Regions from separate parts of the Homo sapiens genome. Here region 1 is linked to region 2. A link is an interaction called in ENCODE POLR2A ChIA-PET data of the cell type or tissue named here. Cell type or tissue: A673. All regions are shown on one strand. Links, peaks and the distances in the headings refer to the core of each region. The heading gives the core; the rest is flanking DNA.

Evidence for each region. ChIA-PET counts read pairs that join two places held together with the same protein. Peaks named below come from ENCODE experiments on the same cell type or tissue, not always from the same donor. Only the 100,000 strongest peaks of a DNase experiment are listed, where the experiment ranks them.
Region 1: POLR2A ChIA-PET joins it to region 2 with 9 read pairs; 2 of 35 experiments call an interaction of 5 or more read pairs at or near these places.

What each region holds. Positions count from the first base shown.
Region 1 is chr4:76,799,248-76,813,015 of GRCh38, forward strand. It overlaps SHROOM3-AS1 (SHROOM3 antisense RNA 1), which reads right to left and starts at 3,216. Exons shown (of 3, transcript NR_187405.1): 1 at 2,810-3,216. LOC124900719 (a long non-coding RNA gene) reads right to left here. Exons shown (of 2, transcript XR_007058150.1): 2 at 12,681-12,982. RefSeq lists an enhancer at 2,001-2,791. In A673, for the core only: no CTCF peak of the experiment used is centred there; DNase peaks (open chromatin) are centred at 4,454 and 5,004; H3K4me3 peaks cover 434 bases; H3K27ac peaks cover 1,337 bases.
Region 2 is chr4:76,717,421-76,733,941 of GRCh38, forward strand. It overlaps SHROOM3 (shroom family member 3), which reads left to right. Exons shown (of 11, transcript NM_020859.4): 4 at 13,384-13,515. All of the region lies in intron 2 of SHROOM3-AS1 (SHROOM3 antisense RNA 1), which reads right to left. Among named protein-coding and RNA genes, the nearest start is that of SHROOM3-AS1, 77 kb to the right of the region's middle. In A673, for the core only: no CTCF peak of the experiment used is centred there; a DNase peak (open chromatin) is centred at 6,731; H3K27ac peaks cover 1,210 bases.

The DNA.
Region 1 (13,768 bases), core at 3,878-6,377, 80 kb after region 2:
GGGCAGAGCAAATTTATGGACAGAAAAAGGAAGGTGACATATAGAAAACGGAAGTGAGGTACAGAAACAGCCAGACTGGTTACAGCTCAGCCTTTGCCTTATTTGGACACAATTTGAACAGTTGGCCGCCTGTGAGTGGACCCTATTCTTCTGCCTCAGGATTGGCTAAGACTCAGCTCTTATTACATACTCCTAAATCAGGTTCATAGTTTGTCTACCTACCAAGGTAGCTTACGGTTTATCCATAAGGACTCAACTATGTGAGTACAGAGACTTTCTCAGGCCAGATTTTAGTTTGATTTAACAAGGGTAAGCTCATTAAATGCTTGTTGAAGTTACAAATATTAGCTATTTGCACCTACTGTGCTTGAGTTACAGTTCTTTTCCTAAGTACCGTACAGGTCTAGACAAAAAGAAAGCAGCTAGGTATCTAAGAGATTAAAAAGACCTAGATGAGAGAATGTACAATTCCACAGGGCAGCAAAAATAAACTTTACTTGGTTTACATTTGCCCAACTGCATATGGCCCCATCTCTTAGCTTTCACACTGTATATAATTCTGTACAGGGATAGAACCAAGTTTTCCCCTTTTTGTTCACTCATTGCCTCTCATTGCATCATGAACAAATGCATTGCATCATGAACAATGCCTCTCATTGTTCACTCATTTGTTCACTCATTGCATCATGAACAATAGTGCCTGAGATGCTTACTTCAGAATTGAGACAGGCAATTGGGCCAAAACCTGTTGAACCTCAGTGAATATAAAACATGAGTGGCAGAAAAGAGCAAAGGAAGGGAGGAAGGAAGGAGGGAAGGAGGGAAGGAAGAAAGACAAAAGAAAGAGCATCCAAATAGAAAGAAGTCATATTATCCTTATTTGCTGGTGATAAAATCTTATATTTGGAAAAACCTAAAGACTCCACCAAAAAACTATTAGAGCTGATAAATTCAGTCAAGTTGAAGGATACAAAATCTACACAAATCAGTAGCATTTCCATATGTCAACACTGAACTATCTGAAAAAGAAATCAAGAAAGTAATCTCACAATAGGTACACATAAAATAGGAATTAATCAAAAAATGAAACATCTCTATGATGAAAACTATAAAACACTGATGCAAGAAATTGAAGAGGACACAAAAACATTGAAAGACATTCCATGTTCATGGACTAGATCAATATTGTTAAAATGTCCATACTACCCAAAGCACTCTAGAGAGTCACTGCAATCTCTATAAAAATACCATTGACATTCTTCATAGAAATAGAAAAAAAAAATTCTAAAATGTATATGCAACCACAAAAGATCCAAAAGAGCCAAAGCTATTCTGAACAAAAAGAATGAAACTGGAGGAACATTACCTGACTTCAAATTGTGCTACACAGTTATTATAACCAAAACAGCACAGTATTGGCATGAAAACAGACCCATAGACCAATGGAGCAGAATGGAGAACCCAGAAATAAATTCATACATCTACAGTGAATTCATTTTCAACAAAGGTGCCAAGAACATACATTGGGGAAAGGACAATCTCTTCAATAAATGGTGCTGGGGAAACTGGATATCCATATGTAGAAGAATGAAACTAGACCCCATGTCACTATATACAAAAATCAAATCAAAATGGATTAAATAGTTAAATCTAAGACCTCGAACTATGAAACTACTACAAGAAAACAATGGGAAAACGCTCCAGGACATTGGACTGGGCAAAGGTTTCTTGAGTAATATCCCTCAAGCACAGGCAACCAAAACATGAGCGGGACTTTTAGGGTGCACTACTCTCAACACCTGAGAAGCAAAACTATGAAAATAAAAGCAAAAATTCCCCCGACCCAACCCCTCCTGGTCTCCTAGTCATTCTTCAAGTTCTGAGTCAATTTATGCCTATGATTTTAAAACACAGGTTTTGTAGCCAGACGGACTACATTCAGACCCAGATTCACTATTATCCTTTGCCTTAGTTTGATAATCTGTAAAATGGGGCTAATCTCTCTCGAGGCTATGCTGAGGATCAGATGACTGCCAAATATAAAGTATTTATATGGTGCACCGTATAAATACTTTGCACCAACCTTATATATCTTAAGCACCTCGTCAATGGGTGCTGTCATCATATTTGCCAAGAGTTATCCCAGGTGGGAGTGATAGAGCAGTGAACAAAACAGACACAGCCGCTGGCCTCCTCCAGGTGCACACAGCCTTCCAAAAATAATATTAATTAAATAAAGCATTGTAACAACACTGACTTAAACTCCTCTGGTCGGGACTGCCCTGTGACTATGTCTGGAATATGTCTAAATTAGCACCCACAACTGTTTTATAAGTCTTCAAAGCCTGTCTCCTCCCAGGCCTTGAACCCCTGGGCACAGAGACCAGCGGCTGATCCCTACCTTTGGGCGCTCGCCCCTGCACTGTGCCTGGCCCTCAGCAGGCCCTACCGACTGTCCTTGCTGACAACAGGAGGAGGGCTGTTGGCGGCACTGACAAATCAAGCGGGTGTCGGACCTCAGCGCCTAGAGGGAGTGCTCTGTCTCCCTCCTTTCCGCCCGGTCTCAGTCTCCCGCCCGGATTCCCTCCCACCGGCAGTAGCCAACAGCCTGTCCCAGCCTTGACCCCATCCATTCTCTCAGCTTACTCTCAGGGTCCGAAACGTGAAAAGGCCAGCAGCTTAGCAAGGTCTCCGACCTCTGTTCCACTCGCCCTCGCCCTCCTTGCTGCTGCGCCTAAAAGCAATCCCAGGCCCACCGCGCCCGCCCACGCTGGCTTCCCCCAGACACCCCCGGCTGCGATTCCCCTACCAGACTTGGCAGTTCCCCAGGGTGTTCGCATTAGCGCCAAGGGGAAACATTCGTTGTTAATTACGTTGCTTCTTAATGATGAGCGTCTGCCGGGCGGCTCCTCTCAGAAGAAAGGCAAAGTGTTCGGAATCGCAACATTTCTGGCCCTGAGCTCTGGAAGGATCGAGCTCCGCTACGGGCCCAGGGCTGAGAAAACGCGCGACCCCGGGGGTCCGTCCACCTCTTCAGGGAACCCACACATTCCACAGATCTCTGTGAAACAGAAAAAGTGTTCCTTCTGAAGACCAAGGGCGTCCCTACAAGATAGATTCTGTCCTCTTCCCTTTGGCTTCTTGGTGAGGGCGACCCTCTCTGCTGAGAGCGCTTCCCTCCAGCTCGCCACGGAGGACGCTGTGTAGCAAAGAAAGGTCCCTCTTCACTTGTGTGAGTTTGCTAACAGTGCACGCAAGGCTTCTCGGGTGAAAGAGGCCTGAGCCACTTCTTTTGAAGCCCTAAATGTATTTTTTAAATGAAGACATGCCAAACAGCTACAAAAAGTTGTAATTGTGCTGTATTTTAAAGCTCCGCCTTGATTACCAGTGTTGTTTACACGCATGCAACTGTAATGACTGCCTGCATAAGCTCATCTGGAGATAAGGCCTAAAGGCCGTATGTGAGGCCCCTGATGGACATGAGGCCAGGATCAAATAGCTCTTCTCCTCTCCCCTCTGAGACGAGCTCTGTGACTGCAAATACACAGGGAGGGGAGGGGAAGTGGCCTGAGAGAGGCGGCGGGAGGAGAATTAACCCTACAACAGAGACAGTGAGGTTTAAAAAAAATAAGTGGACTTGAGAACTGGGTTCATATTGGGTGCCGGTGAGGATACTTCACCTCCTTCTTGCCTCATTACCCATCTGTAAGCTAAGGAATGTTGAAAGAGGCTTTGTTCTCCAAAAAAGATAAAAACAGTTCTAAGGAGAAAAGAGGCCATGGGCCGGGAAGCAAGAATGCATTGCTAAGAGCACCCTGAAGATGTTTCTTTCCTCCTTCTTGCCTCCCTCCTCCTCCCTGAGATGGAATCAAAATGCTTTAACAGGCAGTTGACGAAGAACACGATTCATCCCAACCAAGTGGAGAGTTTTTCTTGTGTTTGATATTTATTAAAATCTTGGAATTCCACACTTCATCCATTTTTCCCATGGCTTCCCTTCATGCATAAACAGCAAAAAGGATGCTGCTTGTTACATAAACTTGTCAGGCTGCAAAAGCCCAACATTCTGTTTTCTCCCTAAGTGGGGTGCGGGAGGAAGCGTGTGTTTATTATGTATTACAAAGAGCTTTGCACTACCTAAAATCAAAGTAATTAGGTAGTGCGAGTCAAAAATAGTTTTGAAATGTTATAAATAAAGTGACAAAACACTTCTTTAGATTTCTGAGAAATGCATTCCTGACAATATTGCTCCTGCTCTCTCTGCATTTGCTATTAGAAAAGAAAGGCCTTCTTTCTCAGTCTATCTTTGCACCATCACCTGGACACCCTCCGAGATGAGTCACAGGCAGAGGAAATTATCGTGATTGCATATTGTTTAGTCTCTAAACTTCAGCTGCTTCCTGGGCAACCCAGTTGCCTGCAATTTAACCTGCCTGGATGGATGAGCTCATTAATGAGCCGCCCCACAGGCTTTCTCGATTGGCTCTTCTCCAGACCCTAGTTCTCTTTCTTCACCCAGTGGTCACTGGTTCACCAGCCTTCCTTGTGTGATGAAGTAAGTCCTCATCCCACTCTCACTGCGCTCCTCCCTCCTTCTGGAGGAGACCTTAGAAAGGGTGGCAGGAGCAGTCATTTCAAGCATCCAGTGGAGCCTGCACTTTTCACAAAGGCCACCCTTTCTCCAGGATGCTACCAACTTCTCAATGCCCTCCTCCCGGGTTCCTTGGGAGGGAGGGGAATCAAGTCAGCAATTCTTCTTTCTTCCTCCTTTCTTCGCCAAGAGGCTGCTTCCCCATCGTGGGTCAGCGCCAGCCTAGTAGGGAACCCTGAATTCCTCTCATTGTTTTCCCCCTTACAGAGAAGCAGAGTGGCCCCAGACGGTGGGAAGCCCTCCTAGGAGTCTCATTGAGGACTCTCACAGCTACCAGTTGGGGATTGGGGGTGAGGGGTGGGGACAGATGGAAAGCCTTGGGTTTTAATGTTTATATAAGAAACAGCAATTCAGGCTCTCCCTCGCCCATGTGTCCTGTGGTGAGTGTGTCTCTAGGGAAAATCCTGGTATTTGCTTTCCGGTTTAAAAAAATTTAATTATCAAGATCCTGACTTTTTGTGCCTTGGCTTCCTGCTTTCTAAGAAAGCCAAAAGCACTTGGATTAAATAAAATTAAGTCCAGACTTCCTTTTGTGGACCCCAAGAGAACACTGCTCCTCTCCTCTCGGCCAGGTCTCTTCGCAGTGTGCTCCACCCTATCTTTATCTCTTATTTTTTCCTTTTTGCTTCCCTTCCTGCCTTTCCAACCACCTTATTTAATTGGCTTCTGGGTCTTTTTTTTTTCTTTTTCCATTTTTGCCACTCTTGAACCCAATTTTATCCTTGACGCTATTTCAATCAGCTTCAGCCAGGAGCTAGTAGTGAAGAAAATCTTGGCCAAAATTGAGAAGTGCTGCTTGTTTTTAACCTAACCTCTATCAGAGTCTTCTAGCGGTCAAGAGCACCTCAAGCCACTTCTTTTTACAGAGGATCCCGGAACCGCTTTTTAAAAAAAATTTTGATAAATGCCAAAAAGTCACACAAACTGTAGAATATCTTAGGTGTTTACACTAAAAAATTGTCCCTTAACACACACTCACAAAACAATGTAACTAAAGATGTCATGTAAGTCTAAATATGAAGCTCCTTGTGAATTTGGGACCCCAGTCAAAACCTCTGATGTCCATTTCCCCCTGAAGAACCTTGTGGCCCACATATTGCTCTTCTTGTCTTGGCTCAACTAGCTACTGGGGAATTTGAGCAGCAGGGCAGTACTGATTCCTCTGTTGCCAGTCCTCTCCCCTGCCTGGGCAGTCTGAGACCCCCTCTCCCCCAGTAGGGCACTCAGTTGAAAACGGTGGCTTTCTACCTTCAGGTGTCCACCGATGACCAGATGGTGATTGTTAATAACGTTATTCTTTTAAAACCATGACTGGTTTTCCAACCCCACACACGAGGGTGTTTTTAAATTAATTGATTTTTAACTCTGTTTTTAAATGAATAAAAGTGTTTTAGAATTAGCATCATTTGAAAGAACAGCAGATCCAATTGTTGGAACTGAGTGATAGGTACTCAGGAATCACTGTGCTGGACTCTCTACTTTCATGTATGTTAGACATTTCCATAACAAAAATAAAATATAAGTAAGATGCTCTTGGATCTAAATTTACTCTAAATACTAGCATTAAGAATAAAATGTTCTGGACTGGGTGCTGTGGCTCACTCCTGTAATCCCAGCACTTTGGGAGGCCGAGGTGGGTGGATCAATTGAGGTCAACAGTTTGAGACTAACCTGGCCAACATGGAGAAACCCTATCTCTACTGAAAAAAAAAAAAATCCCAAAGAATTAGCCAGGTGTGGTGGTGCACACCTGTAATCCCAACTACTGAGGAGGCTGACGCAGGAGAATCGCTTGAACCCAGGAGGTGGAGGTTGCAGTGAGTAGAGATTGTGCCACTGCACTGCAGCCTGGACAACAGTGAGACTGCATCTCAAAATAAAATGTTCTGAATTAATTTCTCTTTGTAAGTTGAGAGAAAAACCTTTACCACTATTTCCTAAATAAAACTTTTGTCTGGCTTTCTGGGGGTATGTTTGTGTGTGTGTTTGAGGTTTGTTTAGCACAATCTGAGATATAGGATCCAGATGATGATGATTTTGAGACAGTGTCTCGCTCTGCTGCCCAAGGTGGAATGCAGCGGCATAATCACGGCTCATTGCAGCCTCAGCCTCCTGGGTAGCTGAGACCACAGTTTTGTGCCACCATGCCTGGCTAATTTTTTTTTTTTTTTTTTTGAGACAGGGTCTCCATATGTTGGCCAGGCTGGTCTCAAACTCCAGGACTCAAGCAATCCTCCTGCCTCAGCTTCCCCAAGTGCTACAGGCATGAGACACCATGCTGGGCTAGCGAGACCCATTTTATTATTAAACTATGTTTTTTTAATGTTAAAAATATTATAATTGTTTTAAAGAAGTTGACTTCATTGAAAAACATTTATTAAGACTTACTAAATGTGAAGCTGTAACAAATAAGATGTAAGAAAAATAATTATAGACTTACTGGTACATTTGGAGTAGCACTGTTAAGTAGCAAGAAAAGCTCAGGAGAGCAGACTCCAATCAGAGGAAGAGGCAATAGGAACGGTTTTTCAGAGAAGCTGGCCTTTAAGCTACGCCTTGAAGGATAAGAGAAATTTCACCAGACTAGACAAGTAGGAGGAGGTGGAGTTATTCCAAGGAGGAATGGTGAGAGTTCAGGCCCCAAGATAAGTGTCTAGCATATTTGAAGTTTGCTAAGCACAGCTGTGTGTACGTGCAGGATGTGCATTTGCCTGGGAGAATGCTGGGGGCAGTGGAAAGACCAAGATGAAGGCAAAGTTCTGAATGTGTCTCCCCAAATTCCTATGTTGAAACAATCCCCAATGTGAGACTATTAACAGGCAGCCTTTTGGGAAGTCAGGCTCAGTTCTCATGAATGGGATGAGTGCCTTTATAAAAGAAGCTGAAGGCAGCTCATTTACCCCTTCCACCATGTGAGGATGTAGCAACCAGGCACTATCTATAAGGCAGAGAACAAACCCTTACCAGTCACCAAATCTGCTTCCACCTTGATCTTGGACTTTCCAGCCCTCAGAACTGTGAGCTATAAATTTCTGTTTATCAGTTACCCAGTCTACAGTGTTTTTGTTATAGCAGCACAAACAGACTAATACACTGTATTAATCTGTTTTCACACTGCTATAATGAAATACCTGAGACTGGGTAATTTATAAAGGAAAGAGGTTTGATTGACTCACAGTTAATGAGTCAGGCCTCCGCATAGCTGGGGAGGCCTCAGGAAACTTACAAACATGGCAGAAGGCAAAGGAGAAGCAAGTACCTTTTTCACAAGGCAGCAGGAAGGAGAGAAGAGCAGGGGAAACCAGCACTTATAAAACCCTCAGATCTCATCAGAACTCACTATCAGGAGAACAGCATGGGGGAAACTGCCTCCATGATCTCATCACTTCCCACTAGGTCCCTCCCTTGACACGTGGGGATTACAATTCAAGATGAGATTTGGGTGGGGACATAGAGCCAAACCATATCAGATACCATGCTAAGAAGTTGAAGCTTTACCTTTTAGGCCAGTAAGTCTGGGGTGGGGCCCAGGAATCTGCATTTATCAAGTTCTTTAGGTGATTTTTATGCAGGTGGTCTGGAGATCTCGCTGTAATAAATACTGTTTAGAGGGGCTCTGTTATAGATAAATGAAATTTATAGAAAGTGACAGAAGACACATTTTTATAAAATGGTAGGCATGGTATTAAGTGTGAAGCACCAAAAAGACATAAAACTTGAACCCAGTCCTCAACACATAATTAAAGTAGGCTGATAAGATTTACTACAGCCACTAGGTATGGTTGTGCAGGCTGTGCACTGCACCACAATGCCATCTGAGAAGGTACTGTTCACATTTTAGGCATCATAGATTTGTGTATTTGTTACAGTTTTTGGCAGATAAGTCCAATGTCTTATTCTAATAAAAAGAGGATACTACAGCAATTTTTCAACAGATGGAAATAAAGTGTCTTGAGGAAGGTAGTGGTATATTGTTATATTAATGGCTCCAGTGAATCACATTTCCTGGTATCGACACCCTTCTTTGGTCCTCTGCTATATTAACTCTGAGCCATTGGGAAATCAGCAAATGTGACACGGCAGACTTTGCAGAATTCCCAATGATCAAAGCCAAGTTCTCCGTGATTTTTCTGGACTTTCCCTTATCATCAAAGGATGGCTGCTGCTGATCCAAACAGCTATAGGCATCACATCTGCATTCAAAGTAGGTAGAAAAGGAGCAGTGTAGGCAATGCCAACCAGAGTGTCTTTTCTCTCTTCTCTTCTCTTTTTTCTTTTGACAGAGTTTTACTCTGTTACCCAGGCTGAAGTGCAACGAAGCAATCATAGCTCATTGCAATTTCAAACTCCTGGGCTCAAGTGATCCTCCTGTCTCAGCTTCCCAAGTAGCCAGAAGTATGAGGTGTGTACCACGCACCTGGCTAATTTTTTTTGTATTTATAAAGACGGGGGACTCACTATGTTGCACAAGCTGGTCTCAAACTCCTGGCCTTAAGTGATCCTCCTCCTTCTGCCTCCCAAAGCACTGGGATTACCGGTGTGAGCTACCATGCCCAGCCCCAGAGCTGCTTTTATTAGAAAAGCAAATTTTTTTCCAGCAACATTCCAGCAGACTTTCATTTATATCTCATTGATCTTCATCATTTGGCCATTGTTAGCTGCAAGGGAGTCTGGAAAATGGAATATTAACTTTTCCAAGCCTCTGTAGTAAAACATGACAAGGAAATGGGAGTTTAGGAAAGGATATTGGGTTGACTAAACAGCAGTGCCTGCTGTGGAACTTTTAATCATGCATCCCATACATAGCCACGCTCCTATTAATACCACTGTGTTAGGCCATTCTTGCATTGCTAGAAAGGAATACCTGAGGCTGGGTAATTTATAAAGAAAAGAGGTGTAATTGGCTCAATTTCTGCAGGCTGTACGAGCATGGCACCAGCATCTGCTCAGCTTCGGGGGAGGCCTCAGGGAGCATTTACTCATGGGAGAAGGTGAAGCAGGAATGGGTGTGTCACATGGTGAGAGTGGGAGTGTGATGGGGGGAGGTGCCACACTTTTACATAACCAGATCTCCTGAGAACTCACTATTGCAAGGACAAGCCATGCAGGATCTACCTTCATGACCCAAACACCTCCCATCAGGCCCCACATCTAACACTGGGGATTGCATTTCAACATGAGATTTGGGGGGACAAATATCCAAACTATGTCAATCACAAATGTATACAACATGGAGACTGGAAGCTGCTAGCCAATTTCCAAGCTTTATCTTACAATTCAAAGGGAAGAAATTATCTCCAAGCCATTGATTTATTCAACAAATATTTACTGAGGATAATTCTACAAGTTAGACATTGAGCTAGGCTTTGAAATACCATCCCTGAGATTCAGGAATGGACCTACTGTTCTGCAGGACGAAGAATTCAGCCTCCCTGTAGGCCTGGAGAGAAGGGATAAATATTGCCAACAGCCTCTCATTTCACTGTAACTTCCGTTTTCACATCTGTTTCATTTATCTTTTCTTTTTTTTTTTTTTTCTTTTTTTGAGTCAGTCTTGCTCTGTCATCCAGGCTGGAGTGCAGTGGTATGATCTCGACTCACTGCAACTTCCGCCTCCTGGGTTCAAGCTATTCTCATGCCTCAGCCTCCTGAGTAGCTGGGATTATAGGTGTGCGCCACCATGCCCGGCTATTTTTCGTATTTTTAGTAGAGACAGGGTTTCGCCATGTTGGCCAGGGTGGGTCTCGAACTCCTGACCTCAAGTGATCCACCCACCTCCGCTTCCCAAAGTGCTGGGATTACAGGTGTGAGCCAGGGTGCCTGGCCTTCATCTATTTCCTCTTTTAACTTCCATTTCCATTCCCATTTTCCTTGTATCAGTTAGCTTTTGATGCAATAACTAACCATCCTGAAACTTTGTAGCTTAAAACAACAGTCACGTATTGTTACTCACAAGTCTGCAGGTCAAGTGGCTGGTTCTTCTGATCTGGGCCAGGCCTGGCTGATCCCAGCTGGGTTTGCTCATGTGTTTGCAATTCATCAGTGGGTCAGCTGAGGGCACTTAGCCTAGGATGGCCTCACTCACATGTCTGGTGGTTGGTGCTGGCTGTCAGCTAGGGCAGTGGGGTAACAGGGCCACGTGTCACTCGTTCTCCAGCAGGCTTGCTGAGGCTTATAAATAAGGTGGTTGTTACGGGATTCTCAAGAGTAGGAAGAGTAGGCAAGCCCTAATGTGCTAGGACTTTTCAAGTTTCTGCTTGTGTCATATTTGCTACCTGTTCCATTGATCAAAGTAAGTCACAAGCTCGGCCCAGATTCCAGAGATCGAGAAATAAAGTCCATCTCATGATAGGTGGAGCTGCAATCACACTGCAAGGGCAAGAGAGCAGGGAAGGGAAGAATTTGTGCTCATTTTGTTAACTCCCACACTTCTTTTCTTCCACTACATAGGACACCAAAAATTCGTTAAGCTGGTTAATGATCTTTGAGGCCAGGTGCAATTCACTTCTATCAAACATTGGTTATAGTGCCTCTGCACTATTAGGGGAAAAAAATAATAAAAGGCCTGGCGTGGTGGCTCACGCCTTTAATCCCAGCACTTTGGGAGGCTAAGGTGGACAGATTGCTTGAGCTCAGGAGTTCAAGACCAGCCTGGGCAACATGGCAAAACCCCGACTCTACAAAAAATACAAAAATTATCCAGCTGTGGTGGCATGTACCTATAGTCCCAGCTACTTGGGAGGCTGAGGTGGGAGGATTGCTTGAGCTCAGGAGGTGAAGGTTGCAGTGAGCTGAGATCATGCTACTGAACTCCACAACAGAATGAGACCTTGTCTCAAAACAAAAAACAAAAAACAAAGCCTGAATTATCCACCACCAACTCCTAAGCCACTGGCTGTCAACATTTATGAACTAAGACCCATTAGCAAGAAATTTATTTTACAGTATCCAGAATATACATGTACACATTTTTTTTTTAGAAAAATAAGTTATGGGCCAGTTGCAGTGGCTTACGTCTGTAATCCCTGTAATCCCAGCACTTTGGGAGGCTGAGGCGGGCAGGTCCCTTGAGGTCAGGAGTTTGAGACCAGCCTGACATGGTGAAACCCCATCTCTACTAAAAATACAAAAATTAGCTGGGCATGGTGGTGCATGCTTGTAATGCCAGCTACTTGAGAGGCTGAGGCAGGAGAATGGCTTGAACCTGGGAGAGAGAGGTTGCAGTGATCCAAGATGGTGCCACCGCACTCCAGCCTGGTGACAGAGCGGTACTCCATCTCGAAAAAAAAAGAAAAGTAAGTTGTGACCCACTAAATTAATTCACCACCCACTAATGGGTTATGATCTGTAGTTTGAAAAGCATTTTCGTAAGCTAAGGCCAGGAACACCACTTTTCTAGGAAAAGAGAACAGCAGGTTCCCTTTGAGGGGTTCAATAAAGAGCCTGAGTTTGGAGCTTGCAGGATCAAAAGAAGACCAGCATGTGGGGAGTCTACTGAATGGGAGATGAGGCGGGAAATATAGACAAGGGTCTGCCAGGAAGGTCTGCAGGTTGTGGCGGGGCATTCGGGACTCACTCTTCAAAAAAAATAAAAATAAAAAATAAAGGGTCTTGCTATGTTGCCCAGGCTGGTCTTAAACTCCTAGGCTCAAGGGAGGGATTCTCCTCCTTCAGCATCCTGAGTAGCTCGGATCAGGAGCATGCTGCTCTGCCTGGCTTCCATTATTCTAATGGAAGTTCCCAGTGGTTTTACGCAGAGAAGTGACATGATATAATCTATTTTCCAAAATAGTTTCTCCTGACCTCATGCACAGCCCTAAAATGATTGCAGAATGACTTAATTTTCTCTAAATTTAAAACAAGCCCGGAATGGTTTTAAGACCCTCCGTAGAGAATTCTTTCACTCTCCCCCACATTCATTCAATGAAACTCATTTCCTGGTTCCCTTCCCTCCACGAGGGCGCCTACCCTCTGCTGAGCAATCTGGAGACCAGAATCCTGCAGAAATAAGAGTGCTGAAGTTTTAAAATTCCTCTTTCTATCAAGTCCAGTACTTTTATTATCCTTCTGTCACTAAGAATCCACATATCTGCTGGCCACACTGCCCTCCTGGCTGGAGTCATGCATACCCATGGACTTTTTTTTTTTCTGATTTGCAACATTGACACTTGGAAGGACATCTGTAAGTTTTGGCAGCTGGCTCCTCACAGCTTGGAAGCAGGTCTCCTCTCCCAGTGGGGGTCTCCATCTCTGCTGGGACATCTGCAGTGCCTGCTGTTGGGAGCTGCCACACATGGTCTGAGTCGGGGGTCACACAGACTGAAAAGGAAGCTGAGAGAGGGATTGCTTAGCAGGAGACAAGCAGATTTCCCAGGGCCTGGGCCTCCTTGGCTGGTCCCCAGGAGACGAGTTCCAGCTGCTTTTCTTTTTTGCTTCTTCTTCCTCCCCCCACCCCCCTTTCCGGTTTGGGCCCCTTTTCCCTCCCGCCTTCGGCCGACCCGCAGTCCAGACAATATTTCGGGTGGAAAACATCACTGTCAAAAAAGAAGAATCCAGAGGATGAGAAGCTGAAAAGCTGAGGGGGAGCTCCCCTCTTCTGGAAGCCTGTTCCATGGATCTGTCACCTCTTGTCTGGGAAAGATGATGGGGTGCAGCAAACACACTCAGATGTGTGTTCCTGCAACCTGTTAGCCCCTCACTTCCCTGTGCCCCCTCTCCACTTCCCCTTCCCACGCTAATGACTTGCCCCAAGTCTGTGGTGAGCATCCCAACAGATTTATTTTCTTTGCAGTTTCCAAAATAGATGCTTTCAAAGCTTAGAGTTAAAGATACTGGTAGGAAAAGGGATATTGAAGGGAGAGGAGGAAGAGGAAAGAAAGAAGTGGCATTGGAAAGTAGAGCAGGCCAGGCACAGTGGCTCATAGCTGCAATCCCTGCACTTTGAGAGGCCAAGGTGGGTGGATCACTTGAGACCAGGAGTTTGCAACCAGCCTGGGCAACATCATGAGGCCCTGTCTCTACAAAAAAAAATGTTTTTTTAATTAGTTGGGCATAGTGGCAGGCCTGTAGACCCAGCTACTCATGAGGCTGCTGTGGGAGGATCACTTGAACCCACGA
Region 2 (16,521 bases), core at 5,494-7,993:
AGAATTTCTTTTCTTCCTTTCCCTCTTTCTTTTCATTCTGGTATTTCCATTACGTCTATGTTACACCTTTTGTAGTTGTCTCTCAGTTCTTGGATATTCTGTTCTGGAATTTTCTGTCTTTTTTTCTCCTTGCCTTTCAGTTTTGAAGGTTTTTTATTCAGATATCCTCAGGCACAAAGATTCTTTCCTTGGCCCTGTCCAGCATGCATGTGTGGGGCAGGGGTATGGGCAAGGAAATCTCTGTACCTTCCACTCAGCTTTGATGTGAACCTAAAACTGCTCTAAAAAAATTTTTTTAAGTCTATTTTTTAAAAAAAGAAGACAAAAGGAACCCATGTGTATATTCTAAATTTCAAAGAAAAGGTATAGTCTTCTTATTCAACTTTGAGATTATAGTCATATATGAAAAGAAGTATTGATTGAGATTGCCAATTGTACATTATTTAACTCCATCACAATTGAAGATTTAAATACTTCATTATATTTTCTCTTATAATTCAAATTCAACTTTTATCCATATATAATCTTGATTTGAAATTTTCCTCCAGAATTATGCTAAATGTCAGCGCTTGCTTCTATAGATGCCTTTACTTAAAATAGGACATGGAAAAAAACAGGTGGATGCAACAGTCGTGGTAATGTTCTAGCTCTCTAGCTGATTTGAGTATTTATTTTATTATTATAGGCATTCATTTTATTATTACACCATGTAAAAGATAAAAAAGACAACATGAACTGCTTATATTATCAAATTTGCTCATCTATATATAGAGAGATTACAGGGCTGGTTTTCCCAGTTTTATTTGGCATTCTTTCATCTGAAAGTGAGTAAGAGAGAACGTTCTTTTGATTTTTATTCTCCCAAAGTGTCAGCTTCTGTTTGAGCAGTGGTAGTTAAACTCTTCTCTATTGTAAAATTTCTTGTGGAAATATTGGTAGGTAGGAATTGAGCTGGAGCAAGTGTTAAAGTCTTTTACATTTTCAGCTGCTCTGCCTTAAAACCTTCACTATTCTTTTTATTTCAGTTCCAGTAACATTTGGAAACTTTATTTTAATGAAGTTTCTTTGCCAGTCTGAGTTGAAAATATAGATTCTTTTGAGCATTATTTAACATTTTTCACTAAAATTAATGCCTTCTGTCTTTTCCTTTGTTTTCTTATTGCCTCTAATTTCTTACTTATGGCCTTTTCCTTTAAATGAAGAGGAAGACAGTGAAATAGAGAAGTGAAAAATATAACACAAGGCATCAGACTTACTCCAAAAGAGAATTCAGTTTGTTTGGTGTTAGAGGTTTGGGAGGGATTTGCTTTTGTTTAATGGAGTGGTGTTTAGAATAAATAACCATCAAAAGGTAAGGCTTCTGCCTCACACACACAAATGCAAAAAACACAACCCTTTCTTCATTTGTTTTGAGGAGTGCAATTTAATTTATTCTTGGCCTTGTATAAAAATTAGCTTAATTTTGAAATATGTTGGTTGGTATTTGGACTCCTTTAAACTCTCAAAGGCAATCTTTTATGGGTTTCTCATTAAGGAGGAAGGTTTCCTGCTTAGGGGTAGCCTTCTCCGGGCACTCAGCCTCACCATCTGCTGGATAGAGGGGAGAAGCTCTACACCTTTTACTACACCCTGCTGAGCTGCTCCTCATTTGTCTGCCAGCAGAAGTCCTCTGGGAAAGCTCCCAGACATCTTCTCCCTAAAAAGCTATAGTAATTCAGGGGCACACACAACATTTCTAGCCCTCTGCAGCTATCTGAGCCTCTCTGAGATCCATGACAGTCTTGGGGGTGTTTGCATGTGCCTGTCTGTGGAAAATAACACACCACCATGGAAGTGATTTCTCCTAAGTTTTAGCAACATATGCTATGGCACAGAAAAACAGTATGGAAGAAAATTCTAAAATCATATCTGATATCTGGAGAAATTGGTAGAAACCATCCTTCTTTCCTCCAACAAATAAAATGCCCAGTTCCAAATGAGAGTTGAGAAACAGAAATTATTTATTGGTAATTAGAAGTTGTGCTATTCTATTTATGCTGTGCTGTTCTTTTGTAATTGAGTTTGTAAATTAATAAAAGGCAAAGATGAATGCTATTACACATCATAGATATTACAATGTTTGCATCAAATTCTGCTTGATTTTTATGCAGATGTTGACATGTAGGAAGGACAGTTGAATATTCTGATTCTCTGTGTGTGTCATTGCTGACAAAGGGGATATAAAGAGGGGAATATTGGGGAAAAAAACATTTCAATTTGTTACCCCCCGGCAATTGAATGAAAAACACCCCTGTTGCTAGTCCCTCTCTTTTATAGTAGTGTTTTCATGCAGTAATCAATAAAATTTAATCTTCAAAAACTGTTTCAGAATGGAGGATGGGGAGGAGATAACTAGTAGTGAAGGGGATATTGGGACAGGCATGGTAGAATGGGGTAAAGTAGGATACGAGAAAAGGGGCTGTATCTTTTATGCCAGTTTTGGTGTTACAGCGTTATGACTGCACATTAGCAGACTTCACACTTACTGATGCTTCAGCTGTCAAAACCAAAAGTCCCCAGGACATATTATCAGGATGTGACATTTAAAAACAACTTTTCTTTCCAGAAGGGACTGTGTGTTGCTATGAGATGGTATTACCTAATGCATACCTTTCTACCTACTGAACCACTTTTTAAAGACACAGATATTAATGAGGGAATTATGAAAAGCCTTGGAAAAGTGTTTTTTAGGTTTTTTTTTTTTTTTTTTTTTTTTTTTTTGTGAATCCAAAAGGTCTGAGGGATAGTCTTGAGGAGCCTGGAAGTAGTTATAGAAACAAGGAGTTGGCCGGGTGCAGTGGTTCAGGCCTGTAATCCCTTTGCTAATGGAGTGTTGAAGGACAATGGCCACCTTTTTTCGTGTTTTGAAAGATTCTTGTTTGTTTCAAATCTTTTAAAAATGCTTCAGACCTTTTCTGTCTCCTGTGAACATATTATAAACATCTAAACACCATCTGAATGAAACAATGTTATGAGTGCAGCTCAGTGTTTTTTGACTTGGTCCCAGTTTTCCATTGCTATATGTTTTTATCATTAGTATTTGGGGCCTATCATTTTCCTATAAACAGTAAATGCCTAAAAAGGGATGTTGTTCAAATATGCATCATCTATTATTCTATACTAAAGAAGATATAATCTCTCCCTGAATTCTTTCTTTTTTTTTTTTTTTTTGAGGCAGAGTCTCGTTCTGTTGCCCAGGCTGGAGTGCAGTGGTGCAATCTCAGCTCATTGCAACCTCGCCTCCCGGAGTCAAGCGATTCTCCTGCCTCAGCCTTCTGAGTAGCTAGGATTACAGGCACGCACCACCACACCCCGCTAATTTTTGTATTTTTACTAGAGACGGGGTTTCACCATGTTGGTCAGGCTGGTCTTGAACTCCTGACCTCGTGGTCCGCCCACCTCGGCCTCCCAAAGTGCTGAGATTACAGGCCTGAGTCACCACGCCCGGCCTCCCCCCGAATTATTTCTACAGTGACATTTAATTGTTCATATTGAGTTTATTTCCTTTTTAAAATGTGAAAGGGGGCAATTTAGCAGTAATTATCAAAATTGGAAGTGCATTTACCCTTTGAGCCAGCAACTCCACTTTTAAGAATTTCTCCAGCACTTTGGGAGGCCGAGGCGGGCGGATCAAGAGGTCAGGAGATCGAGACCATCCCGGCTAAAACGGTGAAACCCCGTCTCTACTAAAAATACAAAAAATTAGCCGGGCGTAGTGGCGGGCGCCTGTAGTCCCAGCTACTTGGGAGGCTGAGGCAGGAGAATGGCGTGAACCCGGGAGGCGGAGCTTGCAGTGAGCCGAGATCCCGCCACTGCACTCCAGCCTGGGTGACAGAGCGAGACTCCGTCTCAAAAAAAAAAAAAGAATTTCTGCAGACATTTCAACATACATAGAAAACACTATGTGGACATGGTTATTCATTGCAGCATTATTTGTAATAGCAAAAGACTAGACATGAAAAAGTGTCTACAAAAGGGGTCTGGTTAAACAAATATATGCATACGGTGGAGTACTAGGTAGCTGAAAGGAAATAAAGGTATGAGGAAGCTCTGTAAATACTGGTATAGAATGATCTTCAATATGTTTGAGGGCTTTTATTTGAGAAGGGGGTCTCAGTTTTGCCCAGGCTGATCATAAACTCCTGAGCTCAAGCAATTCTACCACCTCAGACTTTCAAGTAGCTGGGACTACAGGCGTGAGCCACCATGCCCAGCTGAATATGTATTGTTGAGTAAAAAAGCAAGGGATAGAACAGGCCATGAAGTTTCTTTTGGGAAAGGAGTGAAATGAGATTATATGTTCATGTTTGCCTGTATTTGCATAACAGAACACTGGAAAAGATACTTAAGAAATTAACTACAGTGGTTAGCTTGTAGGGGCAAGAGAAATGGGTGTGGTGGAGGAGGAATACCAGAAGTAAATATGGGGAAAATATGAAGACTTTATAAACTTTATAAATTTTGATGATGCATACATGGTTATTTATATTAATCCAGATACATTTATATATGTTTAAAATGTTTCATAAGCAAGGCATAGGGGTACGTGCTATAGTCCTAGCTACTTAGGAGGCTGTGATGGGAGGATTGTTTGAGCCCAGGAGTTCAAGGCTGCAGTACGCTATGATCATGCCACTGCACTCCAGCTTGGGTGACAGAGTGAGACCCTGCCTCAAAAAACGATTTCATAATTTTAAAAATACATGAGGAAAAATGGGGAAAAACAGCAGTGGCATGTAAAAAGAATCTTTAAAAACAATGCTTTACTATTCACAATAGCAAAGACATGGAATCATCCTAAAGGGCCATCAATGACAGATTGGATAAAGAAAATGTGCTACCTATACACCATGGAATACTATGCAGCCGTAAAAAAGAATGAGATAATGTCTTTTGCAGGAACATGGATGGAGCTGGAGGCCATTATCCTTAGCAAACTAACGCAGGAACAGAAGACCAAATTCTGCATGTTCTCATAAGTGGGAGCTAAATGATGAGAACACATGGACATATGGAAGGGAACAACACACACTGGGGCCTACTTGAGGGTGAAGGGTAGGAGGAGAGAGAAGATCAGAAAACATAACTATTGGGTACTAGGCTTAGTGCCTGGGTGATGGAATAATCTATATAACACCCCCAGTCCATGACACAAGCTTACCTATATAACAAACCTGCATGTGTACCCCTAAAATTAAAGTTAAAAAAAAAACCAGTGCTTTATCCCCAGCTAAGCACAGTGTTCAATAAGAATATGATGAAGATCTACAATTCAAATATTTGAAATTTTAATTTAATAGACCTAATTTGCAGAATATATTGATGTATTTTGTTTCTTTTTTGGGGGATATGGGGGTGTTTGATTAGAACTTTCTTATGATGGACTTTGTCTCATAGTATTGCGCACTAAACAATAATGGATGGAGAGGTTGATGGGTTAGTAAGGGGTTTAAGAAATATGGTAACTTTTATTTTGTGGTGCTGGTAGTCTGAGTATATTTTGTATTCTTATACACTTGACTCGGGTCCAGTTGATAACTGGCAGAGTTTTATAACACTGCACCGAGAAGAGCCCATGCAACATGTGTCATAACAGTTCGTTAAAGAATAGCATCAACAAAAAAATTAGTTCTTAGAATTTTTTATTTTCCAACTAATAGTTGTCACTTTCTCCATTTATCCAAAGCATACCAATCTTTCAAGGTCATCTGAAGTCCCACTGTACTACTAAGCCTTCTGGCTGACTTCAGACCCCATTCATGTGAGCTTTTTGTATCCAAAATGCCTCTACAGCCTCGGTGGCCCAATATGATCTGAATTTTATACCATCTGCTCTTCACTCACAAGGCTCTGGCTATACTCTCTTGTATTCTTTAAAAACCCAAACTCATTCCTCCTCTCAAGGATTTTGCATTCATTTTTCCTTTGGAGCTATATATTCTTCTCCTAGCTCTTTGCATGGTTAATTATTTCTTATCATTTAGGTCTTGGTTTGAATGTCACTTGCTCATAGAGGCTGTCTCTGACTTAAATGGGGACTTTCCATCACACTCTCACATTACCCAGTTTTATTTCCTTCAGAACCCTTATAACTATATGAGAATATCTTGTTTGATTTGCTTACTTGCTTACTCCCTGTCTCCCTCCTCTGCCTCTCCCACCTCATTGCACAGTGCTCCTTACTTGCAAATTAAAAGCACAGGCTCTGGAGAGAGATGCCTGGGTTTAGTAGCTGTGCTGCTCACTACATTTGTGACAGTGAACACATTGTTTATTCTGTATTTACCTCACTTTCCTCATTAATAGTCCTGTATCATAAAGGTAATATAAAGGCTAAGTGAGAAAATACTCGTCAAGTGCCTAGAATGGTGGTTGGCACTCAGTAGGCACTCAAATATTTTTTGAGTGAATGAATGATGCTCTGACTTTGTTTAATAGTTTTTCTTGCATCTGAGCCTCCCCAGCAAGATTATAAACTCTTAGGCCTTCCAAGACCTTGCAGAGCTCCAACTATAATTTAACAAGGTTGAAGGCACATAGGTGATTAGTGAATACTGCTTAAAATACTGAACTTACTGTAGATTTCTCAGAAACTTGTTTTGCATTCCTGAATCTCTCTGTGTTAGGGCAAAATCATCTAAGAAGGACATCATGTCACTTGCGAATTCCAGTTTCATCAGCCTACCCATCCCACGCAGTTAAGCTTCCTTGTTTGTGGTTAGGAATGCAACAAAAGGGCTTTGTTTGAATTACACCCACACACAAAACTTAGTTTGCTAAATTTTAAAATTAAACCATCTTCTGACTTACTGATATGCTCATGATGTGATGTACTTTAGGAAAATATTTCTTTAAGTTCTTAAAGATCAAAGTGATCCCAAAATGTAAAATTAGTATGCCATGCTCTTTAGGAATGCTTATTAAATGTTTCGCATCATTGAGAAAGTCAGCTGTTTAACTGAAAAAATAGCTGTTTAATTTTTTTTTTTTAACTCTCAAGCTACAGTGAATTGTATTTTCAAAATGAAAGACTATTTTAAAAATACTTTGCTTTTCAATAGGTAATACATGCGTATAGTATAAAATTTGAAAAGTTACAAAATGAAATACAGTGAAAATAAGTTTTCCTTCCCAGAGGCAGTCATTGTATCTAGTTTCTTAAGTGTCCTTCCAAAACTACTCTTTACGTTAATATACACACATGTGATTTTCCCCACATACTGTAGCAGACTGTACATGTAATTCTGCATCTTTCCAGTGTAACAATATATTTGGAGATATTTCCATATCAGTATGTATAGAGATACTTCATCCTTTTTAACAGCCATTATATGGATATACCACACTGAGTTAACTAGTCTGCTGCTAATGGGCATTTAGGTTGTCTTCCAATCTTTTGATGGGTATGTTATTTTAAAAATCATTTGCTAGATGTTGTCAAACTGGCCTTCATTCAGGTTGTACTGATATACACTGGTGGGCTATTTTTGGTCATCCTTTTCAATTCTTCGCTTATTTCATCACTTACCTCCTATCTGTACGGTATGGAAGAATCTTATAAAACAAAGATTTATCTCCGAAGCCCTCTCCCAACATATCTTCTGCATCTAAAAGAAAAGTTGTTTTTTGTTTTTTTTTCCTCGTGTTTTTGTTTTTTTCAGGGCCTTTTGATTTGCTTCCCCCTCCCCACCCCCACCGCCAAAATCATCCTGTCATCTTGTTCTTAATCTATTAGAACTGTGATGAAACCTGATACTCTGCCCAGGGCAAATAAATAGTTACCTCTCCAACCTCCTCCAAAGTAAAAGCTCCAAAGTTGAGTTTGCTGTCTTTGTATTGCAGGTATTGGACCTACTTTCTAAAGCACTTATTTTATCTGTACTGTAGGAATTATTTCATTTGCTCTTTCCTGCAGAATGTAAGCTCCTTAAAGGCAGAGACAATATCTTAGTCATTATTTCTTTAAAATATCTCTTTAAAATTTGTTTAATTTTTTATTTTCTTAAATGGACATTTAATTGTACATATTTATGGGGTACATAATGATGTTTCAGTACAAATAATGTATAGTGATGAGATAAGGATAATTAAATATTTTTAAATATCAGTTTCAACTCTTCTAGTCCTCATGTACCACATCCCTGGAGCCCGATCCCGTGTGTCACCTCCCTCACTTCTCCCTCTTCCAGGTTAGGTTCATCATGAAAACAGAGGACATTGGGTACGAGGTCCCCTCAACTTTTCGTGCTACCTACTTGCTTTCACATTTGCCAGCATCCACCTTTCTTCTATCTCAACAGCACTGGCTTTCCTCCTCCATAAGCTCATACCCTTCACCTGAGTGTTTGAATCCCATCCCTTCCTGAGTCTTTAAGGAGTCCTCCTCCTGTGTCCTGTGTCTTCAGATGGGCCTCTGCACGCTCTCTGCCTTATAGACACTTGCTTGAACTTCTCATTTAAAACAAAAACATTAGGAACAAAACCTTTTCACTCCCTGGATCCCTTCAGTCTTCTAGCTACCACCCTCTTCTCCCCTTTAGAAACAGGTTTTTGAAGGAATCATCTGCCCATACTGCCTGTCTTATCCCTTGTTCACCTTTAGCCCCATCCTAAAGCATGCCATTGCAAGGACTTGCTAGTTGCCAAATCCAGTGGCCATGCATCTACCCTCATCACACTAACCTCTTTACAGCATTGCAGTGGTTGACAGTTTCCTCCTCCTCCTCACTCTCCCCACTAGAAATCTGTGAGACTCCCATACTTAACTTGTTTTCCTCCTCCTTCTGTGGAAGCTCCTCTTGGGCTTTTTCCCAGGCTCCCTCTCCCCTAAATTTTGATCATTCTCAGAGACTCATCCTTAAATCATTTCCTTTGTCTCCCTGTTCATTCTCCTCAAGTCACTTATCTTCTCTCAAAGGCCCTGTGTTTTGTGACTTGTAAATTTCTATATGCAGCCCAGCCCTCAGTCCTCTAGTCCTTCTCCACTGAAAGTCCCACAGGCACTCATTCGCATGCCCCAGAATGAGCCATCAGCATCCTGCTTATTTCCTCTTCTCTCTCTCCACTCCCATCCCCTCCATCTAAAAAAAAAAAAAAAAAAAAAATTTAAGAGACTGTCTCTCTGGAAGCTGCAATGCAGTGGCACACAGTCATTGCTCGCTACAGCTTCAAACTCCTGGGTTCAAGTGATTCTCCTGCTTCAGCCTCTGAGTAGTGGGGACTACAGGTGGATGCCACCACACCCAGCTAATTAAAAAAAAAATTGAGCCCCCTGCCTCAGCCTCCCAAGTAACTCAGCTTATAGGCACAAGCAAACTAGAGGGCCTATCTGGAACCCCTGAAGTTATCAGTAAACGTTGTCTCACACCTCATCTCCTTGACAGGAAGACATCTTTTTTCCTGTGGAGCCTGTGGAATTTATCACTTTCTATTTCTCTTGGGTGGGAAAATCTTCTCGGCATCTAGCTAGGCATGGACAGATACTGTTGGGTGATGATGCCACTGAAGAGCCGTCCTTAGTGTCACGTGGTGCTGGTCTGAGGTCACGGTCCATTGGTGTCCATTGGCTTCTCAAGGCCAATACCCAGTCCCGGGGCTAATTTCTACTACTGAGAGTGATTCTGCCAACTCCCTTCACTAAGTAGTGGGAATGAGCAGTAGGAAGATGACAGTTTGTTCTTTCTCTTCTTTCTCCTAATGTATTTTGGGCCCACTGGGGTCTAAAATGATACATACATGAAACACCTCTAGGTATCTCATGCAAAAGAGACTTTATTTTTTCTTTGAGGCTGGGCTTTTGCTATGTGATTAAGCAGTGGCATTTGTTGAGTACCTGAAGTCATATATAACTGGGTTTAAACCCTTACTCCCAGACTTACTAGCTGTGTGATTTGGGCCAGCCCCTGAAGGGTTTAGAGCACTAGGAAGGATTTCTAATCATTGGATGGAACAAGGTGATAAACCAGGAATCTAAGTCAGTGAGGCAGCCTACCTTCAAGGAACCGGTTGAAGATGCAGCAGCCTAATTTCTGGGGACTTTGGTGTCCAAAATTAGAGAAGGACTAGCAGCAAGAATACTGAACTGCTAAGATGCTGAGCCATGAACCCTCAGGCTCCCTGCCTACCTGCACTGAGAAAAAGGTTGATTCGGCCGGGCACGGTGGCTCACGCCTGTAATTCCAGCACCTTGGGAGGCCAAAGTGGGCAGATCACAAGGTCAGGAGTTCAAGACCAGCCTGGCCAATATGGTGAAAGCCTGTCTCTACTAAAAATACAAAAAATTAGCCAGGCATGGTGGCACAGCCTGTAATCCCAGCTACTTGGGAGGCTGAGGCAGGAGAACTGCTTGAACCCAGGAGGTGGAAGTTGCAGTGAGCCAAGATTGTGCCATTGCACTCCAGCCTGGGCGATAGAGCAAGACTCCATCTCAAAAAAAAAGGTTGATTCAACTTTAGAAGGCCAAGGTGGGCGGATCACTTGAGGCCAGGAGTTTGAGACCAGCCTGGCTGACATGGTGAAACCCCGTCTCTACCAAAAAAAAAAGAAATGCAAGAAAAATAATAATTAGCCAGTCATGGTGGCGTGTGCCTGTAGTCCCAGCCTCCTACTCAGGATGCTGAGGTACAAGAATCACTTGAACCTGGGAGGCAGAGGTTGCAGTGAGCCAAGATTGCGCCACTGCACTCCAACCTGGGCAGCAGTGCTGAACTTCAAGGTTTAGTGGTTACATGGGACCTGTTATTGAAGATTAGAGAGGTATGGTGATATGGTTTGGCTGTGTCCCCAACAAAATCTCATCTTTAATTCCCACGTGTTGTGGGAGGGACCCGGTGGGAGGTAATTGAATGATGGAGGCAAGTCTTTCCCATGCTGTTCTCATGATAGTGAATAAGTCTCATGAGATCTAGGTTTTAAAAAGAGGAGTTCCCCTGCAAATGCTCTCTCTCTCTTTGCCTGCTTCCATCCATGTAAGATGTGACTTGCTGCTCCTTGCCTTCTGCCATGATTGTGAGGCCTCTCCCTAAGCCATGTGGAAGTGTGAGTCCATTAGACCTCTTTCTTTTGTAAATTGCCCAGTCTCAGGTATGTCTTTATCAGCAGCGTGAGAATGAACTAATACATGTGGGGACAAGGAGGCAAACAAATTGTCATATGTTGGTTCTGCTGTTGATGTCTTGATTTTGCATCTACTTCATCTCCTTAGCCCAAGCTGTGCACCTGCTCCCTTTTGTTCCTTTATAGTTTCCAGGTGGGTGAGGTCTGTTTCTTTTTGGCCTATGTTTACCCCCGTGATTTCAGGTCACAGCCACTGCTCTGATGGCTCCCTTCCTCACCACCATGGCCAGGGTCCGAAAGGCTGTGACCATGGTAAGTCTCAGGCCAGGCTCTGTCATAATTATTGACTCAATACCTCACTGGGGAGCTCGGGGCAATACCTCACTGGGGAGCTCGGGGCTGGGCGCCTCATCAGCACCAGCAGTTCCTGCCCATTCTTGTCTCCCTCATCATTTACCATCCTTCTTTTTAAAGATCTCTGAAGGCTTGTCTCCCTACCCTGTCTACTATTCATCAACTTATTAGTAATGAATGATGGTAATAAGACTTAACATTTATTGAGCTCTTACTATGGGCCAGGTGTGTTTTCTCATTTTTAATCTCACAAAACTCCGTCAATAGGTTCTACTATAATCTGCCCTTCATTGATAAGGAAACTCAGGGTGATTACGAAATTTACCTGAGATCTAAAAGCTAAAACCAGTGGTATTCAGTTTAAATCTGGATTAGAACCCAGGTTTTTCTTATCTCAGAGCTGGTACCCTTAGCTACATTCCAGCCTCTCTCCCTCTCTTGAGAGGGAGTTGAATTTTTCTCACTTTTCCTGACCTATTTGGCAACTCAAGCATTAGTCCACCTGACTACAGACTCCTTCAATTCAGTAAATCTTTGTTGACTGACTGTTTGAAAAAAAAAAATTTGTGTATTTGTTTCCCTTGCTTCACACAAGAACATTTTCCTATCACCCTAATCTCTAAGGAGTTGAAGTATATGTTTGTGTTTTGTTTTGTTTTTAAGTCATCATCTATTTTGGGAAGCTCTTCAGTGTCTGCTATATTTTTAAAGTTATTTTAGATTAAGATGCAGTTAATCCAGCCTCTGATTAATCTTCTGACTTTCTAGATGAGCAAAGGCTTAGCTAAGAAGGGGAAGTAACTCACATAAGGTCAGACAGCAAGTTAATAACGAAGTCAGGGCAAGAGCCCAGGTCTCCTGACACCTGGTCTAGTATTTTTCTGATGTCCTAATACATTAAATTTTATTAGCTTCAGGGGAATTATTTTTCATTTATATTACAAAAACTAATTTATTTTTTCACAGAAAAGAGATAGGTGCATTTTTAGCTACAAGGCCAAGTACAATGAGTTGGAATAATTTACAGCTATTATTTTCACCATATCCAGATGGATTCCTGGATCCCATAAAAGTGTTTCTAAACTGCAGAAAAATCCCCCTACAGTCTTACAGTTCAAGAATTTTCAGCATGAAATGCCTGGTAGATTACCTGACTTTTTTTGCCAAAAATAAGGCACAGCAGCTCTCTCCTGACTCTGACTTTCTATAGTCCTTACTGAATTATAGTCCTTACTGAATTCATTCTTCAGTGTTGCAGTCTGAAGGACACCCACATTTTCTCTTTGTCTTTGTCAATTCTTTGTGTTGTAAGGGCAGGATGTTTAAAAGTTGAAGTCATTGACTTGCAAAATGAGAAATTTCAGAGGGCATTTTGTTCTCTAGACCATGTAGCTTAGAGCAGTGTTCACACTGAGGTTGCTGCTAATGTTTCTGCAGTTCTTACCAATAGTATCATTTACCCAGCAACAGGATATGATAGAGGACTTCGAAAACCCCAGAAAATGTTTTGCCATATATCCAAAGCCCTTTGGGAAATGGAAAGGAATTGCGGGCTCCCATTTTTATATATGGATAGATAGAGACCAAGAAAGACCAAGGCAACTCCATGTGCTTTACATTAATAAAGTACAAAATGTTAACATGTAGGAAGTCTAGGCGAAGTTTATGTGAGAATTCTTTACACTAATTTTGCAACATTTTAATGCAAGTCTGAAATTATGTCAAAATAAGTAAAAATTTTTACAAGTTAAGCAGAGAATAACAATGATTAGTCAGAGAAATAAGTAGCAAAATCTTCTTCTCAGTATTGACTTGGTTGCTTTTCAATCTCTGAGGACACAGCAGTCTTCGCTTCCAAATCCACAAGTCACATCAGTGAGGAGACTCAGCTGAGACTTTGGCTAATGTTGGGGGGTCCCTCCTGTGTCTCCCCAGGCGCAGTGAGCCTGCAGGCCGACCTCACTCGTGGCACACAACTAAATCTGGGGAGAAGCAACCCGATGCCAGCATGATGCAGATATCTCAGGGTATGATCGGCCCTCCTTGGCACCAAAGCTACCATTCCAGGTAAGTGGCTATAGCTGAGACTGAAGGGTTTCTTTCTTTCTAATGTCATGTTCCCAGAAAAGAATGTTTTCTTCTCTGTTTTGAGAATGTTTTTTCTTATACTCACACTAAATATTAAATCTCTATCCACTGCTTTTCTCATCCTCTTATAGTGCTTGACGTGTATATGAGTTACCTTTATATGCTTGGCTAGATCAACTTGAAGATCAGAATTATTTGAAGCACTGGCTGGCCATTTGAGATATTTATGGGGTCCATCAATTCTCAGACATTTCTCCACTGATAGCACTATATTAGAAAAATTGAGATTTTTCTTCCTTCAGTGCTTAAGTGTGCTTTCTGCCTTAGTCAAAACCGTATCCATTTTTATTCCTGTGTTTGAACTCCCCATTTGGTTTTGCTCTTTCAATTAAGGTAATTTGTCCATCTTAGCTCCAACGGCACAACTAATGTACTGAGGACCACTCAGTGTATACATTATCTCATGTAGTGACTCATAGACTTCTTTAAAACAGATACAGTAGTATTAACCCCATTTTGCAGAATAGGAAATTGAAGCTTGCGGCTGGGTGCAGTGGCTTATGCCTGTAATCCCAGCACTTTGGGAGGCCAAGGAGGGCGGATCACCTGAGGTCAGGAGTTCAAGACCAGCCTGGCCAACACGGTGAAACCCTGTCTCTACTAAAAATACAAAAATTAGCCAGGTGTGGTGGCATGAACCTGTAATCCCAGCTACTCGGGAGGCTGAGGCAGAAGAATCGCTTGAACCCGGGAGGTGGAGGTTGCAGTGAGCTCAGATCACGCCACTGCACTCCAACCTGGGTGACAGAGTAAGACTTCATCTCAAAAAAAAAACAAACAAACAAACAAACAGAAATTTAAGCTTGGAAAGATTAGTTTGTCCAAGCTCAAACAACTGATCAGTACCCAAGTCAAGACAAATCCAAGCCAGGTTTCAAAGCTGCTGCATGTAATCAGTAGGTTATACTTCCTCTGCTTTTCTAGCTACTGTTTGTTGTATGGGTCAAGGTTTGGTCAGGAAGAAGGAGAGCCCTCACAAGTGGTTTAGGAGAGGGGTTATAGAACGAGGGAGCACAGCCTGACCACCATCACACATTAGAGAGAGAACTAAGCCAGGACTCCCCTCCACTTCAGACTTGGAACCCCTACAAACTGGAATCTATCTTCTGATCCCAGGGAGTTAGACTCCGTAGCTTATCACTTTTGGGAAATGCTTAGATAGCGCTAATGTAGCGAGGTCAGGAAAATAAGGGTCACTTAGTCCTTACATACAAAGGAGACGCAAGTGTTGGTATGTGTGTGCATGTGTGTTGGGGGGAGGAGGGGAGGCTGGAAGCTTCTGGAAGGATTACTTAATGAACAGATGGTAGCTATGCATTTGGCAAGGCCAGAACTCAGTCACAGCCCTTAATACTCATGTCTGGTCAAGTCAAGGGCCAAATCCTAGACCTCTCACTGATGAACAGTAGCTCATGGAATTGAACAGGACAAACCTCTCTCAGCATATCAGGGTAGGATTCAGGCCACAGGAAGAGATAATGTCCTGGTTCCTTCCTGGTTACAGATGCTCCTCTCCCTTGCCCATGTCCTTCCCAATCACCCTGAAAGAAATTATTCTCACCGTCTGAGCCATCTGTTCTCAGAGAGCAGGTTTCCTAGCAGTGTCTCCTGACCCTTGACAAAGCCAGACTACTTTTGCTTTACAGGCATGGAGGTGTTGAGGGCCTTTAGAAGGTAAGGTGTGTGGAGCCTAACAATGAAGGAAGAATAGCATAGTGGTAAGGGACTGGGCCTTTAAGTCAGACCTAGGTTTAAATCTCCCCTTACCCCTACGGTGTAAGCTTGAGCAAATCATTTAACCTTTGATCTTGGCTTCCTTTTCTGTAAAATAACTAGTACCTACATCATTGGATTGTTGTGAGGATTATATAAAATAGCATATGTGCAATTCTTAGTACATAGTAAGCACTCAATGAATGATGACTGATTATAATAATTAAGCTGAAGACTTCAGGACACCATGAAACCTGGTACTGAACTTGAGGGTGAATGGCCAGCACACACTTATAAATGCAGGTGGGTATGTATTAACAGAGTGCCCTTCAACAGTGGGGTCCTTTGAGCATCCTTACTCCTAACCTTCTTATGAAGCCCTAAATCCAAAGCCACACTGTGACTTAAAAAATGTGCTGGCCCTTCAGCAGAGATAAGCACTGCAATCAGTACTTAGAATGACTGCTTACAGTAACTATGGTGAGCTCCAGTAGGCCTCAGGGGAATGGGGCCGTCAGCACCAGAAGTACAGTATTTTCAAGGCTTTGCTTCTGCACCTCCTCCTTCCTCCTCTGCATCCCAGCCTCCAGAGGGGCTTAGGCAGGTGGATCTGCCCTTGTGCTGTATCTACCACTCTGTCTCTCTGATTGAAGCTTCAAAATTGTTCCTCCTGACATAAGGACCATCAGCACAAAAGCACTGCATGGGGACAAAAGGAGAAAGGAAAGTTCAAATAACTCAAAATGTTACAGGCGTGTGCATTCTCTCCTGCTGCAGCACAAACCACCCTGTGGTGCAGCACAAACAAACCATGCCTGAGGCTTGCAGCTTTGGCAGAGGGCTTGACCCCCATGCTGAGTTCCACCTGTGGGATCTGATCTTGGCAGCGGCAGGTGGAGAGGTGCCCCAGGTGTGTTTCTGAGGAGCACAGTGGCATCTAGTGGTCCAGTGTGCCACATCAGTTGGCTGGTATCTCTCTGACAGCCTTAGTTTAAGTTCCAGAAACCAATCTCAGTCCTGAATTTATGGATCTGTTTCTTGTTAAGAAGCAGGCGTAAGAGGGGGTGAGAGGATGAGGGAGAGACAGGAGTGAGGTGAGAGAGAGAGAGAAAGAGAAGTATGGAGAGACTGAAGATGTGTAATTTAACTGTGAGCTAGGTTGGATTTGGAATTTCACTGAAATTGTATTTCAGCTGCTTTCTGTCAGACCCT